Linked DNA regions of Homo sapiens: region 2 is linked to region 1. A link is an interaction called in ENCODE POLR2A ChIA-PET data of the cell type or tissue named here. Cell type or tissue: OCI-LY7. All regions are shown on one strand.

Region 1 (5,000 bases):
CTAATTACTGACATGTAGAATTCAGGTAATTTTGATAACTATTTTACTTTGTTGCAACATAATAAATGTGGGAATATCTATTACACTGACAAACACATTCCTTTTCTGCACACACTATGACTTGCAAGTGCTTGTGTCCATTATGTATTAAAATATGTTGAAAGTAATAAGCAACAAATTCAGCTTCTAACACGTAACATTTGCAAAATCCTCATCTTTTTAATCCTTTAATCTCTTGTGAGCAGGCTCAACATCTCTGAATTTTGCCCTATAACCACTTCTGATCTTGTCTCTATCACTTGGAAAGGACTCAGGTAAATGCTCCATTTCCAGCCCTTTTGGGACTCAGGGGCATCTCTATAGTCTTTAGAATACCCTCAGCTGTGCTGCTTTTCTCCTAAGAATACTGGAAATTTCCAAGTACATGTTTCTGCCAATCTGCATTTCCTATGTTGCAGTGTTGTAAACTGGAACTCTAGTCCTGGTTATCCATTCCGTTTCTCCCAAATCTCAAAATCTTTTGTAAAGAAAAATAAGATAATGAATTATGACATATATACATATTTTGTGCAAACTTGTAACTATGTAAAACCAAATACCACTTAATATAAATGCTACATGTCAAATGTTTCTTTAGCATAATAGTATCTTTGAGCTATTAATTGGTTGCTACTCCCTCCTGCACATTCTTGTACCTATTACGCTTCCCCCCAATAAAGGCAGCTTTGATACTTTCTATACTGACAGAAAACATATATATGAACTAGAACAAATAAATATTTAATGGATTTTTATAAATTTATATGAGCCAATAATATTGAAATCCAGAGCTTTTGATCTTTAAGAGCCAGGAATTATGGAGAAAAAATGGACTTGGAGAGTCTAAAACCTTTCATTTGAAAACTAAAAGAAGGGCATAGATTACCTAGATCAGAGTTTATATCATGAACCAGAGCACAGGGAGACTGCTGATGACATAAGGGCAGTTTTTCCAACCAAAACAAAGTGAAACTTTTGACAAACTTACAAGTACCAGTAGGTACCTGAGAAAAGCCCCCCATATGATACTCCCTTCTAGGAGTCAAAATCCTAGGGTGGCAGGAGAGAAAATAATAGAAACCCCATATTTTGAGGAAATCTCAGAGAAGAAGGAATTACTTTCTCGTTTTTCAGAGTTCAGTCCAGAAGATTCTATGTTCTGGTTAGCTAGTGCTAGGAAAAAAACTACCTTGAAACATAATGGCTTAAGACAACAATCATCATTTTATTATTGTTCATAGTTTCTGTGGACCAGGATTTTGGGAAAGGCTGGGATAAACTTCTGGGTGTCTCATGCTTTTGCAATGAGATGATAGCTGGATCTGTAACAGTGGATGAAGGGTGTCCAAAAATCCCTTCGAAAGGTAGAGTCTCATCTCTGTTCCCTTGGGTGTCAGCTGGCCTTAGTGACTCACTTCTTTTTTTTTTTCTTTGAGACGGAGTCTCACTCTGTCGCCGAGGCTGGAGTGCAGTGGAACAATCTCGGCTCACTGCAACCTCTGCCTCCTGGGTCCAGGCGGTTCTCCTGCCTCAGCCTCCTGAGTAGCTGGGATTACAGATGCCTGCCACCACGCCCAGCTAATTTTTGTATTTTTAGTAGAGACGGGGTTTCACCACGTTGATCAGGCTGGTCTTAAACTCCTGGCCTCAAGTGATCACACAGCCTCGGCCTCCCAAACTGCTGGGACTACAGGCGTGAGCCACTGTGCCCGGCCAGTGACTCACTTCTAATGAATAGAATAAAGTCGAAGTGACAATATGAACTTCTGAAACCACAAAAGGCATTCCAGCCTCCTGCTTGCTGTCATTCTTAGATCACTTGCTCTCTCAGGAAAGCCAGCTGCCATGTTGAGAGGACACTCAAGCAGCCCTATAGAAAGGCCCATGTGATGAGGAATTAAGGCCTTCAGCCAGTTGCCAGGGATGATGCCTCTCATCAATAGCCATGTGAATGAGCCATCTTGGAACTGGATCTTCTCATCTTGGTCAAGCCTTCAGATGACTGCAACTTCAGCTGACATCTTGATTGTAACCTCGCAGAAGTCCCTAAGCAAATCAGACAGTCACACCACTCTTGAATTCCTGATTCACAAAAATTGAGGTTATTAAACTCTGTGGTAAGCCACTACATTTTGGGGCAATTTGATATTACTATGAGGCGACAGGTAACTAATATGGAGGAGAGGCTGGAGCAGTTAATGGCTCTCCAGTCATTCACCTCTTCTCATATAGTCTCAGGCCTCTCTGTGTGGCTTTTCTGCATGGGCTAGTTTGGCCTTCCTCCTAGTATAGCAGCTGGACTATTTACATGATGGCTGATAGGTCTTTTATGACCTATTTTCAGAAGTCACATAGCACCACTTCCTGCATATTCACTTCGTTAAAATTGCCACAAAAGCTGTCCAGTTTCAAGAGGAAGGAGTCATATACCACCACCTGTCACTGAGAGAAGTGTCAGAGTCACATTATATAAAAAGGTTGTTGGATGGGAGATACTGCTGTAGCTATCTTTGAAAATATATGACCTGCTACATTGCAAGCCTTATAGGGAAGTTCCATAAGAAACAGGGCATTTGAGTAGTAGATTAGCAGAGTTATAAATGTAGGAGTCATCAGTGTATAGAGGGCAATTGAAGCCATTGGAGTGGATGACATTACTTAGGGAAAGAGGATAGAATAAGAAAGAGACATAGGCTTAGGGGTCACCGTGAAGAACTCTAAAATTTAAAAATCAGGCCAGCAAAAAAGTGTTTAAAGAAGTAGGAGGAATTCCAATGTACTGTATCAGAAAGCCTAGAAAATGCATTTTCAAAGAAGGAAGAGGTGGTTATTTCAGGAGGAAATGTTGCTGACAAATTAAGTAAAATGATCATAGAAAATTGTTCATTGGATCTAGCAGTGTGGAGGTCACTAATAATCTTCATAGCATGTTATGGGCAGAAATCAGACTATAGTGGTGGAAAACATATAAAAGGAAGTAAGAATAGTTCTATGGGGAGATGAGATCAAAAGCACAAAAAGAGGAATTAGCCTTGAATAAGAGAAGGAACATCTCTAGGATCGGAGGGAAGGAATTTAGAATGAGCACAGATGAATGCATGGGGATGGAGGCAGGCTATTGAGGGAGTTTATGCTTAAAAATCTCTGTAAAGGTCATTTATTTATAGAGAATTAAAAGGAACATCCATCAGGGTGTGAGAAGCACTCCGAAAGCTTGTTACAGAGTGAAAAACAGTTACATTCCTTGCAAACCTGCAGCGTATGATCCATGACTTCTTTCATTGGAATTGAATTTCACTTTTTACTTGTTTAAACAACAATAAAAAGAAAAACAATCAACCACTTTTCTATTTAAATTTTCAAATAAATAAAGGATTTAAGAATATCACACTGTAACACCAACTGAATATGAGAATGGTAGGAAAACCCTGGTCACTTGTTGAATGCTACCATCAATTGTAAGCCATTTACCCAAGAGAAATCTAAAATCCTTCTTTCGATTTATTACTTTATCAAAAATATTGTTGTGGTAAAGACATATAAGAAAGCCCTAAAAGTGAAAGGCTTCAGATTTATTTTCAGTGTTACCCATAGCAGGAGACGGATTTCTTATATAGTACTATATTTACTGTGACCTTTTCAAATAACAGTTATTTATAACATTATGTATGAGACATTGTTGTATCACATATTTCTCTAGCAATTGGTCTACAATGGTAAAGTACCATGGATTCCTTCCCAGAGGAGATTCTTGTGAAAATTTATTACAGGCTCAAGATCAAGAGTGTTCTCAGAGAATGATTCCATGGCAGACAGCTGTTCGGCAAAAGAATAGAAAAAAGAAAAAAAGATTCCAGCATCATATGAAAATGGACTTCTGTTCAACAAAAACAGAGCTTATCCAACAGAGATAGAGAAAGGAGTTTCACCTTATTTCAGAAAATGACTGCGATAGCCTTGTCTTGCTACACCAGGTTGAATTAACATAGGCCAAAAGTTCTACGTAAATGTATATTTCTGGTTAAGAAATGTAAATAAACACAGAAAACAAGATATTAGAGATACTGTGACTGCTGAATTCACATATCTTCCTTATCCTAGGTTTGCTAAAATAGATATAATACTGCTGAAATTACAAAATATGATTATATATAATAAGGTTATTCTCAAGTCTAAACACCCCATAGAAACTCTCCTTTCCTAATCCTATTAGCCCCAATTTTATTAAATTAAAAATTATATATTATATGACTTCACCTCTGCCCACTTAAGATGCAGTCACTGTAACAAAAGTACTATGCTATGGAATTTAATTTGATACAGTTATATTTACTACAACTTACTACAATGTAATTCTTAAACTAGGTATTAAAAGACTGGGTTGATATTTCAGGTAATTTTAGAGGAGAAATAACATGTTTGGCAGTGTTTTCTGTTGGTTCAGATCTTAACTCTTAACAATTTCAGGTCCAGAAAGACCTCTACATTGCCCGTGTTTATATACATACGTTGTATGTCTATTAAAGGGATTCAGAGAACACCAGCCAAAGGAGATTCAAGAGGACGTATGTGTTTCTCTTGTGCATAAAACACTTTGCCTAGAAACATGAAAACAGAAATTTCCAAGAAGAAACACATTGACCCATCTTTTCTAATACTAGTAATTTAGCTTAATCTGATGATACCAAGTGATTTTGTCACAGGATCCTTTGAGAGTCACGTCACCAGCCGGAAACCTCTGTGGCCGGCAGCACCTCTGCTTATGTTTCGCTCGCACCAGCTGGGCTCATTCTGCCCACTTGGCCTGGCAGACTGCCCTCGGCTCGCACTACCAGCCTTGATCCCAATGCCTGAGGATGGCAGGCCAGGCGTGAAGCGGTGAGGGGTGTGGGAGTGAGCGAGCGCGAGGTCTGGCCACTGCACACAGATAGGCACACTGGATGCTGCAGTGAGGCAGGCAG
Region 2 (5,000 bases), 450 kb after region 1:
TATGGGTAAATTTTTAGAAGAGCAAAAAGGAAGGAGGGATACTAGGAGATGAAAGAGCAGTTGAGAGAGTAAAGTCTTGACCAGGTGTGGTAGACAGAATAATTCTCCCCCCACAGCCTGTCCAAATCCTAATCCCAGGAACCTGTGAATATATTTCTTTACATGATAAAAGGGACTTTGCAGATTTAAAAGATCTCCAGATAGGGGATTACCCTGGATTATCTAGGAGAGCAAATGTAATTACAAGGGTGCTTATAAGAGGGAGGAGGGGGCCTGGAGTCAGTAGGAGATGTGATGATTGAAGTAAGAGGTTGGAGTGATGCAAGGAAGGGCCTGTGAGTCTAGAAATGCAAGTGTCCTCTAGAAGCTGAAAAAGGGAAGGAAACAGAGCCTCCAGAAGAAATGCAATCCTGCTGATACCTTGACTTTAGCCCAGTAAAACTTCGATTCCAGAACAGTAAGGTAATAAACTTGTGTTGTTTTAAGCCACTAAGTGAGTGCTATTTTCCTACAGCAGCAATAGGAAATGAATACACAATGTCAAAAGAGGGATGATAAAGAGGCAGGGCAGAGCTGGAAGGAATCACAGGTTGTGGTCAAAGACTGATACACGTGTGTGTGTGTTTATACCTTCATAGAGGAAAGCTCACCCAGACAATAAGCCCAAGATCCTGTCCACACGTGCAATTTACTAAGGTACTCATGTAATTTATGGAGCGTCGTTGTTGGAACTGAAGCAGTCAGAGAATGTTGAGACTTATTTGTAAGGTCACCAAAATACTCAGAAGAATAACAGGAACATAAGGTGAATGAAGTAGAAGCAATCAAATGCCAAAGTCCTCAAGGAATGGGGGTGGGGGTATACTTCGAGGATACCACCGAAAATAGATAGAAGATAGTATAATTATGCAGAATGAAACTCAAATGACAAAGGAGTTTGCATGAGAATAAAAAAAATTTGAAAATGGCTTTGTGGAACTATAGGAATGTCCACATCATCTCTGACTCCTGTGATAAGGGGTTGAGGAACTTAACTTTACAGGCGAGGGCAGCACAAGAAAAAGCCAAAGAGCTGGAGGAAAATCAGCAAACCGTGACATAACAGAAGCAAATACAAAAAATATAGGAGAAAGTCTAAGTGCTGCTGAGAGATCAAGATAGAATTTTAAAATGTCCACTGAATGTAGAGAGAGACAGGAACAGGAGCCAAACTTCAATAGGTTGAGAACTAAGTCAATGGCGAAATCAAGACAGAACGCAAAGGCCACTTTTGTGTGTGAAGGGAGCTGGCAGGGGTGGCTCCATGAAGGGCATCAGTGCCTTGATGTGTCAATGCCAATGGGACAGATCCAGTTGAGAGGGAAAGATGGAAGATACAGAAGAGAATGAGTGGTAATAATGATGTAAGGTCCCTGAGAAGGCAGAGGAGATAGGAGCCAAAGTATGAATGATTAGTCTTAAGACTAAAACTCTGTCATAACTGGAAAGAAGGAGGAGGAAACAGATTCAGACACAGGTAGGTTTTTATGATTATTGCAGCTGTGAAGCTCAAGGAGTGATTATCCATATAACCATAAAAGTCACCCAAGTTGGTTGGAGCACCAAAGTGGAAAGGGAGGATACTGAGCCAGGTGGCGTAGTCTTTGATGATGAGATGGTCATAAGATCAAAAGATAGCAGCAATAAAGAACTCTTCAATTCCAGAGAGATAACAGTTTAACCAGTCATAAATGATTACAGTTGTTAAAAGCAACTGGGCATATCTGAGTCTACCCTGCTTAGTAGCTATGTGACCCTGTGATTTTGAATGCATTACTTAACTTCTCTAAGTCAAGTTCTTCATCTGGAACACAAGAATAACACAAGTTCCTAAATTGCAGGTACTTATGTCCCTATATGAAGATTATGTCACACAATAAACATAGGGTATTTAACAAATGCCTGGTACAAGGGAAACACTTAACATTGTTAGGTATTATCTATTTAGAAAAAAATTAATGTTTCCCTAAGACACACATAATAGAAAGCTCAGAGTTCAATCTACAGTGCACAATTCTTGCAAGAATATATAATCTTTTTTTTTTTTTTTTTGAGACAGTGTCTCACTCTGTCACCCAGGCTAGAGTGCAGTAGCACAATCTTGGCTCACTGCATCTCCACCTCCTGGGTTCAAGTGATCCTCCCACCTCAGCCTCCCGAGTAGCTGAGACTACAGGCATGTGCCACCATGCCCAGCTAATTTTTGTACTTTTCACATAGACAGGGTTTTGTCATGTTGCCCAGGCTGGTCTTGAACTTCAGGGCTCTAGTGATCTGCCCACCTTAGCCTTCCAAAGTTCTGGGATTACAGGCGTGAGCCACAGCACCTGACCAAGAGTGTATAATCTCTAAGAAGTTCATTTTGTGTAGAAATTACAGCCCAGCTCTATGTGTCACATTTCCTCACTTGCTTTAGATTTTATTCTACTTTTGTGTTTCTGTAAATGTTGAAACAAGGTCTGATATAAATTTAAAAGGCTAGTATAGAATTTTGAATCTATTCCTTACTTCTTTCATCACTTTTTTAAGATTGCTAAAAAATCTCATAGTGGAAATAAATTAACAGACATTGTGTGCAGACAAGAGCTAACACAGCAGCTCTGAGGCTGCCATGTTTAGAAAGGCCTGTATACAAAGGTTGGCCCTTGGCTGGAACTTGGATTTGGGGAGGATTACCACCATTCTAACTGATAAGTATGGCCAAACTATCTGTACAAACAATATGATTCTTCATTCTGCAGTTCTGCCTTCCTTCTATGAGTCTGAAATTTTGGTGCATGCTGGGTAGGTGCCTACATGATCAGTTCCTAATAAAATCCTTGGGCACTGAGTCTCTAATGAGCTTCTCTGATAAACAGCATTCTACAAGTGCTGTCTTAACTCATTGCTTGGGGAAATTCAGTGTGCCCTGTGACTCCATTAGGAGAGAACTCTAGGAGCTTGCACCTGGTTTCTTCTGGACTTCTCCCCACTCGCCTTTTGCCATGGCTGATTTTGCCTTGTATCCTTTTGTTGTAATAAACATTAGCCATAAATCCTCTGGGTCCTCCTAGTCTGAATCACTGAAGCTGGGCTTCTTGGAAACCCTGAACACACAATGTTTTTTGTCTTCACTGAAAACTATTATTAATAAGCAATGCCAGTGACATCACCAATATATTGTTAAACTTTTATTATGTTCTTGTGTTTATAAGTTTTATATTGAAGTTACATTCAATGTTTTCTATGTTGACTTTTCAGGAAAAAGATGTGAGGAAAATCTATCTAAGTAGTAGAGTACTTCATCAAGAGACTTAGAATATATTCTCTCTATCCTGGCCCCATTGTACATCCTCAGACAAGTGAACATGTCTGGCTCCAGTTTCTTCATGTGTAAAACTGGAATAATAATAGTATCTTTCTCAAAAGGAGTTGTAAGGATTAAATGAGATTAAATATGAAATACTTAGGACAATGCTTGGCACACAGTGCTTTATGTGTGCTATTACTACTACCTCATATTAAAGCTCCATATTTTTATTCTTTTGTGCCTTAAAATGAATTATTGATAACATTGCCTCTATATAGTAGGTCTGTTAAATTTTCTAAAATATAAGACTCCTAAGGTTTAAAAAAATTTAACTACAAATAATAAAAACTGAAAGTCTCAAAGTGACAGCACTGAAATCCTGGGGATAAATACAACTTTAACCTAAACGCTTCTTTCCATACAAGAAAGTAACAATGAAAACTGTCACTTGGTTACTCAAGTAGCCTAAGAATGACTCAAGTACATAGTCTCATCTCACCAAAATTCCAAAGGGCGTAGAGATAGAATAAAAGCAGGAGTCATGGCAAGAGCAATGGTAGCACAGAGAAACGAAGATCACATAAGGGAACCATAGAGTCCTCAGTGTAAAAGTCACATGACTGTTTTTTCCCTACCTACAACTATTTTTATAGTCAATTTATTAAAATCCATTTTGCAAGACAATCTATCCACTCCCTTACCTTAAAAAAATTGCTGTGTTATGACTGAATTATAAAGCATGTGCTGTTGGACTTAATTGGTTTAGTAGTCTTCCAGGTTCTAATCTCTGGAATCTTTCACCTAACAGTTCACCTAAATTTGTACTCTTAGAAAAAAGGAAGTAAGAATCCAGGTAAATAAGAGGTCATTAACTAGGCAGAGGTTGCAGTGAGCCAAGATCACAGCACTGAGGTCATCAACCAACCACACATATATGATACATGTCTGATTCCAAGTGTGATTAAAGAAAAGCTTCTAAAAAAACCACTGTGCAACCAGAAAATGAAATAAAGAGTTACAATAAGGTTTTCGAATTCTAGATTTTCATCTGTTTAACACAGGGGAATAATGGCATATGACATATTTGAAATCATAGTAATAAATAATCCATTGCTACCTTTTATTGTTAGTAATGGATTTTGAACTAAAATTTGCAATGGACTAACCTAAATGACCTAAAATTTGCATAGTAATAAATAATCCATTGCTAACTTTTATTGATAGCAACTGACTTTGACCTAAAAAACCTGCCAAATTTCAGAGCCATTAAAGACAGCATTCTATGTGATTGGTTTCCTCTATGCAGATGGGAGAGGTGCTTGTGTAGGTAATGGATCACTGGCAACATAATTCATTAGAAGAATTGAAATCTAAGTCAGGAATGGTGGCTGTAGATTAGTAATATAGATAGCAAGTTATGATCAGCATTCTCCTGAAAATAAGCTAAATCAAACCAATTTATTTTGCATCTCCATTAACATACCCTATACGAAAATCTTACATCAGATGAAATATCTCTTTTCCATGTAAGGAGATGTCAAATTTCCGAAGTATTTTGAATAGTTAATAAATTCAAAACTCACCATTGAAAATACACTGACAGTTGGTTTCTTTTCCTTCTTATCTTTTTCACTGCAAAACAGCAATGGAATTACATAAAACTTTAAAAAGT

What was found. ChIA-PET counts read pairs that join two places held together with the same protein. Peaks named below come from ENCODE experiments on the same cell type or tissue, not always from the same donor. Only the 100,000 strongest peaks of a DNase experiment are listed, where the experiment ranks them.
Region 2: POLR2A ChIA-PET joins it to region 1 with 5 read pairs; 2 of 35 experiments call an interaction of 5 or more read pairs at or near these places.

What each region holds. Positions count from the first base shown.
Region 1 is chr7:87,141,988-87,146,987 of GRCh38, forward strand. No RefSeq gene overlaps it. Among named protein-coding and RNA genes, the nearest start is that of DMTF1, 8.0 kb to the right of the region's middle. RefSeq lists an enhancer at 1,980-2,059. In OCI-LY7, no CTCF peak of the experiment used is centred here; a DNase peak (open chromatin) is centred at 2,404; H3K4me3 peaks cover 1,350 bases; H3K27ac peaks cover 1,575 bases.
Region 2 is chr7:87,590,855-87,595,854 of GRCh38, forward strand. ABCB1 (ATP binding cassette subfamily B member 1) reads right to left here. Exons shown (of 28, transcript NM_001348946.2): 3 at 4,912-4,960. Among named protein-coding and RNA genes, the nearest start is that of ABCB1, 7.5 kb to the right of the region's middle. In OCI-LY7, no CTCF peak of the experiment used is centred here; no DNase peak of the experiment used is centred here.